2 separate regions of the Homo sapiens genome follow, and region 2 is linked to region 1. Evidence: read pairs that join two places in POLR2A ChIA-PET (ENCODE). Cell type or tissue: GM12878. All regions are shown on one strand.

Region 1 (4,000 bases):
GCCATTCTCCTGCCTCAGCCTCCCAAGTGGCTAGGACTACAGGCGCCCGCCACCACGCCCAGCTAATTTTTTGTATTTTTAGTAGAGATGGGGTTTCACCACGTTAACCAGGATGGTCTCGATCTCCTGACCTTGTGATCCGCCTGCCTCAGCCTCCCAAATGCTGGCATTACAAGCGTGAGCCACCGCACCTGGCCGAAGTTGTCTTTCTGTATAAGAACATTGCTGTACTCCTGCCCTCCTAAGCCCCTGCAGTTGAACCTGTGTAAGCAGTAGTGAGTGCACTTCAACTCAGATGGGTTTGGTTCATGGGTTTTTTTTTTTTTTTTTTTTGAGACAGAGTCTCCCTCTGTCACTCAGGCTGGAGTGCAGTGGCGCAATCTTGGCTCACTGCAACCTCTGCCTCCTGGGTTCAAGCCATTCTCCTGCCTCAGTCTCCCAAGTAGCTGGGATTACAGGCGTGTGCCACCACACCTGGCTAATTTTTTGTAATTTTAGTAGAGATGGGGTTTCGCCATGTTGGCCAGGCTGGTATGGAACTCCTGACCTCAAGTGATCCACCCACTTCGGCCTCCCAAAGTGCTGGGATTACAGACGTGAGCCACCGTGCCTGGCCATGGGGTTTTTCTTCACACTCAGCACTCCTGGGCTGCTGCTACCCTGGACCTGGATTCTAGGACACCAAGACTAAGATCATCTATGTACTTAAAAGCCAACAGCTCAGTATAGTGGAAGTAGATACATATTTATGTATTAATTCAGTAGACATTTGTTAAATACTTCCTTTGGACCGGGCACTGAACCAGGTCTGAGAATATTGAGATGAAGATGACAACCCGGGCTTGTAGTCTATAGGGGGAGGCAGATTTGTGAGCTTAAGAGTTGTTGCAGATTTTTTTTTTTTTTTTTTTTTGAGACAGAGTCTCACCCTTTCACCCAGTCTGGAGTGCAGTGGCACAATGTTGGCTCACTGCAACCTCCGCCTCCTGGGTTCAAGAGATTCTCTTGCCTCAGCCTCCTGAGATATTTTAACGGGTGTTTCTGTACAGTAAAGAGGAGCAAAAAGAAGAGGATCAAACAGTCAGGAAAGGCTTTGTAAAGGGAGTGGACATTTGATGTCTTAATGAGTAAGTTTTCGCTAGATGGACAATGGAACAGGCGTCCCAGCAAGAGGGAACATTGTGAGTAAAGGCATGGTGCACTTGGGGGAACCTGGAGACATGTAATACTGCTGGAGCAAAGGTGATGAGAAAACAAGCTGAACAAGCAGGCAGGGATAGGTGCTCCTTGCTGCAGAGTCATCATGCAGGTGCCCAGGGTCAGGCTTTTAGACACAATGATTCTGATATTTTATCCTGTGATATTTTTTAGCCTGTGAACCAGTGTCTAGTTCCTGCTTTTTAAAGACCAGATGGGGAGAAAAAGTGCTAGATTCTGACAGCGTCTCCTTCCCTTGGCGATTAGCAAAGAAGTGTGCAGTTGATTGCCCTTTTGTATTTTTCCCTTTGTCTTGAGGATAATAAGTAGACTTGGGTTATGTTTTTCTGCTTAGTTGGATTTGGTTTCTGGGTCACAAAGCAGCCCCTCAGTGCACAACCAGAAGGGAAACAAGCCTGCTAGCTACTTTTGCTACTGACGCAACCACGAGCAGGGACTTTCTGAGTGGGAGAAAGGAATTATTTTACTGTTTCAGTCTTCTCTTGAGAAAGTCTTAAATGAATAGAAAATACATAGTAACATTTTTATTGTACAGAGAGGCACACTGGTTTCTCAAGATGAAACAAAAAAGTCTGCATGGCCGGGTGTGGTGGCTTATGCCTATAATCCCAGCACTTTGGGAGGCCGAGGTGGGTGGATCACTTGAGGTCAGGAGTTTGAGACCAGCCTGGCCAACATGGTGAAACCCTGTCTGTACTAAAAATACAAAAATTAGCCAGGCATGGTGGCGGGCACCTGTAATCTCAGCTACTTGGGAGGCTGAGGCACGAGAATGGCTTGAACCCGGGAGGCGGAGGTTGCAGTGAGCTGAGATCGTGCCACTGCACTCCAGCATTGGCAACAGAGCAAGACTCAGTCTCAAAAGAAAAAAAAAAAAAACGGTCTGCATGTGGGTTTGGGGACTGTGCCTTGCCTGTTTTCTTCTAATGCTTTTCCTTTTTTTTTTTTTTTTTTTTTTGAGACAGAGTCTCACTCTGTTGCCCAGGCTGGAGTGCAGTGGTGCAATCTGGGCTCACTGCAACCTCCGCCTCCCAGGTTCAAGCAATTCTCCTTTCTCAGCTTCCCGAGTAGCTGGGATTACAGGTGTCTGCCACCATACCTGGCTAATTTTTTGTATTTTTAGTAGAGAGGGGGTTTCACTGTGTTGGCCAGGCTGGTTTCGAACTCCTGGCCTCAAGTGATCCACCCTCCTTGGCCTCCCAAAGTGCTGGGATTATAGGCGTGAGCCACCACACCCAGCTACGTTTACTTTCTTAAACCACCTTTTTTCTAATTATCTGACTAAATTATGTATTTCAGTTTTACTTTAGTGATTGGATTTGTGTTTTGGAACCTGGCTCTGGTGACCAAATGGGTGATGAGCAAGGGAGGGTCAGGCTGGTGGCAGGGATAGGTTGGGAGAAGCTGTGGTGTTGTCTAAGTGGAAGGTGGGGGCAGGATCCTGATGCATGAGTATGGCGTAGGGCATGTGGAGAGGAGGGATCCACCCACCAGGGCTGGCTTTAGGTGACACAGGTGGTGCTGTTCATTGAAGTGGGGCTTGTTGGAGGAGGAGGTTTGGGGGAAAGGTGAATTCCTTAGCAACATTTTGAGTGTGAGGGTTGATGGGACACCCATGTTTGGCCAGGTTGGATAATGGAGTCTGGAGCTTCGTGGGGAGGTCAGGGCTGATGATACTGGTTTAGGTAGCATGAGCCTCGAGGTGGCACTTAGAGCCACGAGGGAGGATGAGAATGTCTGAGAAGGGAAGAGGGCCTGGGAGAGTTAGGGAGGGTGGTAGGGAAATGGAGAGTCAAGGAGGAGTGGTAATGATGCTGGTGAAATATAGCATCCAGCTTTCTTTTTTTTAATTTTTTTTTATTTTTTGAGATGGAGTTTCGCTCTTGTCACCCAGGCTGGAGTGCAGTGGCATGATCTCGGTTCACTGCAAACTCCACCTCCTGGGTTCAAGCAGCTCTTCTATCTCAGCCTCCTGAGTAGCTGGGATTACAGGCATGCATGACCACACTCGGATAATTTTTGTATTTTTAGTAGAGACGGGGTTTCACCATGTTGGCCAGGCTGGTCTCAAACTCCTGACCTCAGGTGATCCGCCTGCCTCAGCCTCCCAAAGTGCTGGGATTACAGGTGTGTGCCACCATGCCCGGCCTGTGTCCAGCTTTCTAAGAGGTGAGAGGAAGAAGGCTGATAGCAGAGCAAGGGGTGTGCTGGAGGGCCTGAAGCTCAGGAATTCTTGGGCCCAGCCTTGAAGTGAACTCAGCTTGGAGCCCCAAGAGTAGCAACACCAGGACTTACAGAAGGGCGTGTGCTTGGTGCTCTGCCAGCAGATGCCTAAGCCCTGAGTGGGTTTATCAGAGGCCCAAGGGAGGTGGGTCCTCAGAGGCTTGGGACGAGATCAGAGGAGGCTGAAACTTATCGGTGTCCTGCCTGTTGGTGCTTGTGGCTAACCCTCTAAACGATCCTTGCATGTGCTTATAGATGGCTTCCCAAATACATTGTGGGTGGCTGGTATTCCCTGTTAGAATGGGACCTCCTTCACGAGAGGGACCACATCTCTTAACTTTCTCTGGCTTCTTCTCACAATCCTAGCCCACAAGGTGTGCTCAAAAAATGCTAATCTGTAATGTTTATGCATAAACCACTTTTTTAAGCTTTTCAGTATGATGGGTGTTACGTATGGTGAGTAGGGTGCAGGACATTTTTGCACATGGTGGGAGCAGGGCTGAGTGTGTGTTTTGTTGTTTTGGTTTTTTTTCTTTTCTTTCGTTTTTTTTGTTTGTTT
Region 2 (4,000 bases), 690 kb before region 1:
CGCCTGTAATCCCAGCACTTTGGGAGGCCGAGGAGGGTGGATCACGAGGTCAGGAGTTCAAGATCAGCTTGGCCAATATTGTGAAACCCCGTCTCTACTAAAAATACAAAAATTAGCCGGGCGTGGTGGCGGGCGCCTGTAGTTCCAGCTACTCGGGAGGCTGAGGCAGGAGAATCGCTTGAACCGGGAGGCGGAGGTTGCAGTGAGCCGAGATCGCGCCACTGCACTCCAGCCTGGGTGACACAGCAGGACTCTGTCAAAAAAAAAGAAAAAAGAAAAAACCCGCTTTCAGCGGAAAGATGCAAAAAATGGAGGCCACCGGGCGTGGTTGGGAGAGCCTGGGCTTTCGCAAGGAAGCGCCAGGGAGCCCAGTTCTGCTCTAGCGAGAAGCAGGGAGCCTCATCCCAAGCCCGGCGGGCCGAGCCGATCATAGGGTCTGCGCGGGGCTCTGTGGATTTTCCGTGTAGGCGGCGGCTTCCAGTCTCTGCCGGGCGCGGGCTGGGTCAGCGCCGACTCCTCCGAGAGAAGAGCGCGCCTGGCGGCCGGTTCGGCGGAGGCCAAGTCCCGGGGGCTGGGGCTGCTTCTCTCCACGCGGACAAAGTGTGCGGGCAAAGAAAGGGGCCGAGGCGGGTGCTTCTGCCGCTCGTAAATTTGTTTCCCCTTCCTTTTAATCCGCCCCCGGACGTCTTTCTTTTCAGGACAGGAGGGGATGTAAACCGTTTGAAGTTCATCAACACGGTGAAGTTTTATTGTATTTCCGGTCCCCAAGATTTATACCCGGGAGGGGGAGCGGGCGGCCAGGTGGACTCCCTCGCTACCTCGGACTTCCCTGCCGGACACGTGGCCACTCGGACCCTCGCTTCTGGGCGAGGGCGGGAGGGAGCCTGGACTGGGCCGCGGCCGCTGGCTCCGCACCTTCCGACGGCCGCGCACTGCCGGCACCGCCGCCGCCCAGGTAAGTCCGCCGCCGCCCTCGGCCTGCACAGCTGCGTTTTTGCGATGGGTGCGGGTGTGAGCGTGAGCACCTGTGAGCAGGCGGGTGTCTGGAGAGGCAGAGGTGAGGAGCGGGCACGTTAGGGGGCCAAGGACCCAGACCGAAGGTCAGGAAGGAGGAAGCAAATTTGTTCTCTGTGTCCCAATCCCAGTCCTTAGCCTCTCAGTCCTTATTCTGCGAAGATTCGGAATGAATTGTCTTACCTGGGGCAGCTCGGCCTCTGCAGAGCCAGGGCCCTGGGACATTTTGGGCAGGGTGCCTTCACAGCAACTGTTCAGATCAACCGGCTTTCCCCTCCAAATCCCATTCTTCCTCTGTTTGTTCCCTAGAATTCCCGAAACTTTCTGACACTCTGCTTTTCCACCTTTCTCTCTGTCACTTTCTTTCTCAGCACTCTTTTGTCTCACTCTCCTGTCTGAGCCCCAATCTCAAAGCTGGGGGGTGTGTAGGACTTGAAGATCTGGCCTCTCAGAGCTACACTGGGAGGCTGGGTGACCTGGAATACAGGGGCTAGCAGGGTGCTGAGTATAGATGCACCTTCGTATCTGTTTGAAGTTGAGAATTCTTTTTATCTGTGGAGACCTCCAGCTGGGCTGAGAGGCAGAGACTGAGCAGGTATATCAAAGAGGCCCTGCCCAGGCTTGTGCCTGTGTCTAGGGTCTTCTTCTCTGGCCAGGGCTCCTGGAAGGCAGCAAATGTCTCTGGAATCTGAGCTATCAGGACCGGCTCCAAAATGGTTTTACCTAGAGTCCTGGGTTCAGTTCTTCCGATGTGTTGTTTAGTAGCAACTGGGTTCTTCTGTTGGGGAAGAGGTGGAGCAAAATGAAGTTAAGCCGCTTTTTGGCCCACAAAAAAATGGCCACAGGGTTTGCCCCCAGTGAGCTCTTGACCTAGAGCTTGAATTGGAACTGCTGAGTGAATTAGGTAGTTTCATGTTGTTGGGCCTGGGTTTCTGAACACAACAACATTAAACCACCCGATTCACGGCAGTTACTGCTCCTTGCTTAGCTGGAGGAGTTGGGGGAGGGGAGCAGAATCAGGACTGGAAGATCAACCTTGCAAAATGGGGAAGAGGTTTGAGGTCCTTCATCCAGGAGCAACAAGGATGTTCCCCCAGAGAAGAGATCTGGGAAGTGTCTTCCCACTTCTGAATGTTTTTTTGTGTGTGTGTTAGGAGGGGAAGGGGGATGAGGAGCAGTCAACTCTCCCGAGGCACCTCCCTGGCCCTGTTGGGCTGTTCAGCCCAACCCAAAGATGGCAGTCAGAGCTCCAACTTCCAGCCTTAGGGTCTCTGAGCTCTCAACTACATCCAGAACTTTCCAGAGAAACTCTCCCCAACTTCACAAATATTTGATTTCAAAAGAAATGCAGGGGGTTCTTGAGGTTTTTGTAACTCTTTGCGGGCTGGTGCTCCACCTCAGCAGGAAGCTTCAGGTCCTTGAAGAGGGCTCAGTAGGTCTCATTCTGAAAGGCAAACACTGAGAGCTCTTGCAATCTCAGCCTAAAGCCCTCAGGGTCCTGTCGAAGGCCCCCTATGGGACCAGACCTACAGAAGTAGGTCCGAAAAGTCCTTCCTTTCCTAATCCCTCAGTTGACTTTTTCCTCCCCACCCACCCCAGTGGCCAAAGGCTTCCCACTGGCCTTGGGCTGGGCTGGGGGTACACATAGGTCCTGAGTGCCACCTCCTTGGAGAGGGGCCTGACTTGCAAGCTAATGGGGAGCCCAGGTTGTTGGACAATTCAACCCCGACTGATGCAGTGACAAGGGATGAAACCAGGGGTTGGGCAGGGCAAGACTCTGATACCCTCTCTGACCTCGGTCCTCTTAAGGCTGTTGGCCCTGTGCCCAGGAAAGGAATAACTAGAAGTGCTGGTGGAAGAAGGGGGACTTTCCAAAGCATAAGCTAACTTTTGTTCCCAAACCTTCCCCCTGCTGCTTGAGGCAGAGGAAATGTGCAAAGGGGCCCGGGAAAGAGGCCCGACCGGATGGGGCTTCGGCGCCAGGCTGACTTGGAGGGCCAGGGGGTCTCTGAACAAGGGGCTTCTGCTAGAGCAGAGGGGCATTAGGGAGACCCACCCCTAGCCTAGGGGAAATGGAGCCTTCAACCCACTGTCCTGATAAGCAAAGGCTAACAACTCTGTCCCTTGACAGTTTCTCATCCTCTGGTCTGGGTGGAGATGGCCTGGCGCGTCCCTGCGGCCTTATCTCACTTCTCCCTGGGCCTCTCACAAACCTGCCCAGTCACTCAGAGCCTGACTGTCTTCCATCCCTGGTGTCCCTTGGCCACCCCCTCCCAGGAAAAGTGCTGTAAAAAGAAAAAAGGAGAATGTTAGAGAGAAAGGAGGAAATAAAGTCTTTGGAAAGCAGAGTTTTACAACAGCCACAGGTTTTATGGAAGCAATTTCGTAATAACCTTCTACCTGCTCGCCTCCTTTCCGCCTGCCTGCCGCCCACCCCGTTTGGCCTCCTGGATGCCCCCTCCCAAGGAGTCAGCCACCCCCATCGCCTTGGATATCCTTGATGGCTGAGAGTTGGTAAGAAGATTCCTGAGGTGGGCTTGGGCCACTGACCTCTCAGTCCTTCCTTTCACCTCTGACATCCTGGGAGGGAGGTTTGGCAGAAGATTTCATTACTTCACAATTAAGATCCCCACTTGGGGGGTGTGGAAGCACCGAGATTTGAACCTGAGTATGCAGATTCGATGTGATACCTGTTTTGGAGGCCGTTTTGCATAAAGGGTAAGGATTTTGCGATCTTGTGTCCTTTCCCACTGGGGCAAGTGTCCTCATGCCTCACTCTTTCCCAGAGTGGGTCTGGACTGTGATCTTGAGTCTGAAGAAATACCTCTGGTGCTTGGAGACATAGATTTGGGGACTTTTCTAATTTTGTTGTACACAGCAGTGCTTTTGCTTGACCTCCACAGTCACTTTCACACTCGGCTCATCTCTGTCCACCTCTGCTTCATAATTCTGTGAGACACATGTGCTTATAAGTAACTGTGCCTCC

What was found. ChIA-PET counts read pairs that join two places held together with the same protein. Peaks named below come from ENCODE experiments on the same cell type or tissue, not always from the same donor. Only the 100,000 strongest peaks of a DNase experiment are listed, where the experiment ranks them.
Region 2: POLR2A ChIA-PET joins it to region 1 with 6 read pairs; 2 of 35 experiments call an interaction of 5 or more read pairs at or near these places.

The regions. Positions count from the first base shown.
Region 1 is chr17:47,935,752-47,939,751 of GRCh38, reverse strand. The region is part of intron 1 of SP2-AS1 (SP2 antisense RNA 1); the gene reads left to right. Among named protein-coding and RNA genes, the nearest start is that of SP2-AS1, 3.7 kb to the left of the region's middle. In GM12878, no CTCF peak of the experiment used is centred here; a DNase peak (open chromatin) is centred at 1,625; H3K4me3 peaks cover 473 bases; H3K27ac peaks cover 1,650 bases.
Region 2 is chr17:48,630,469-48,634,468 of GRCh38, reverse strand. All of the region lies in intron 1 of HOXB-AS4 (HOXB cluster antisense RNA 4), which reads right to left. It overlaps MIR196A1 (microRNA 196a-1), which reads left to right and starts at 1,910; the gene lies at 1,910-1,979. In GM12878, no CTCF peak of the experiment used is centred here; a DNase peak (open chromatin) is centred at 1,941; H3K27me3 peaks cover 216 bases.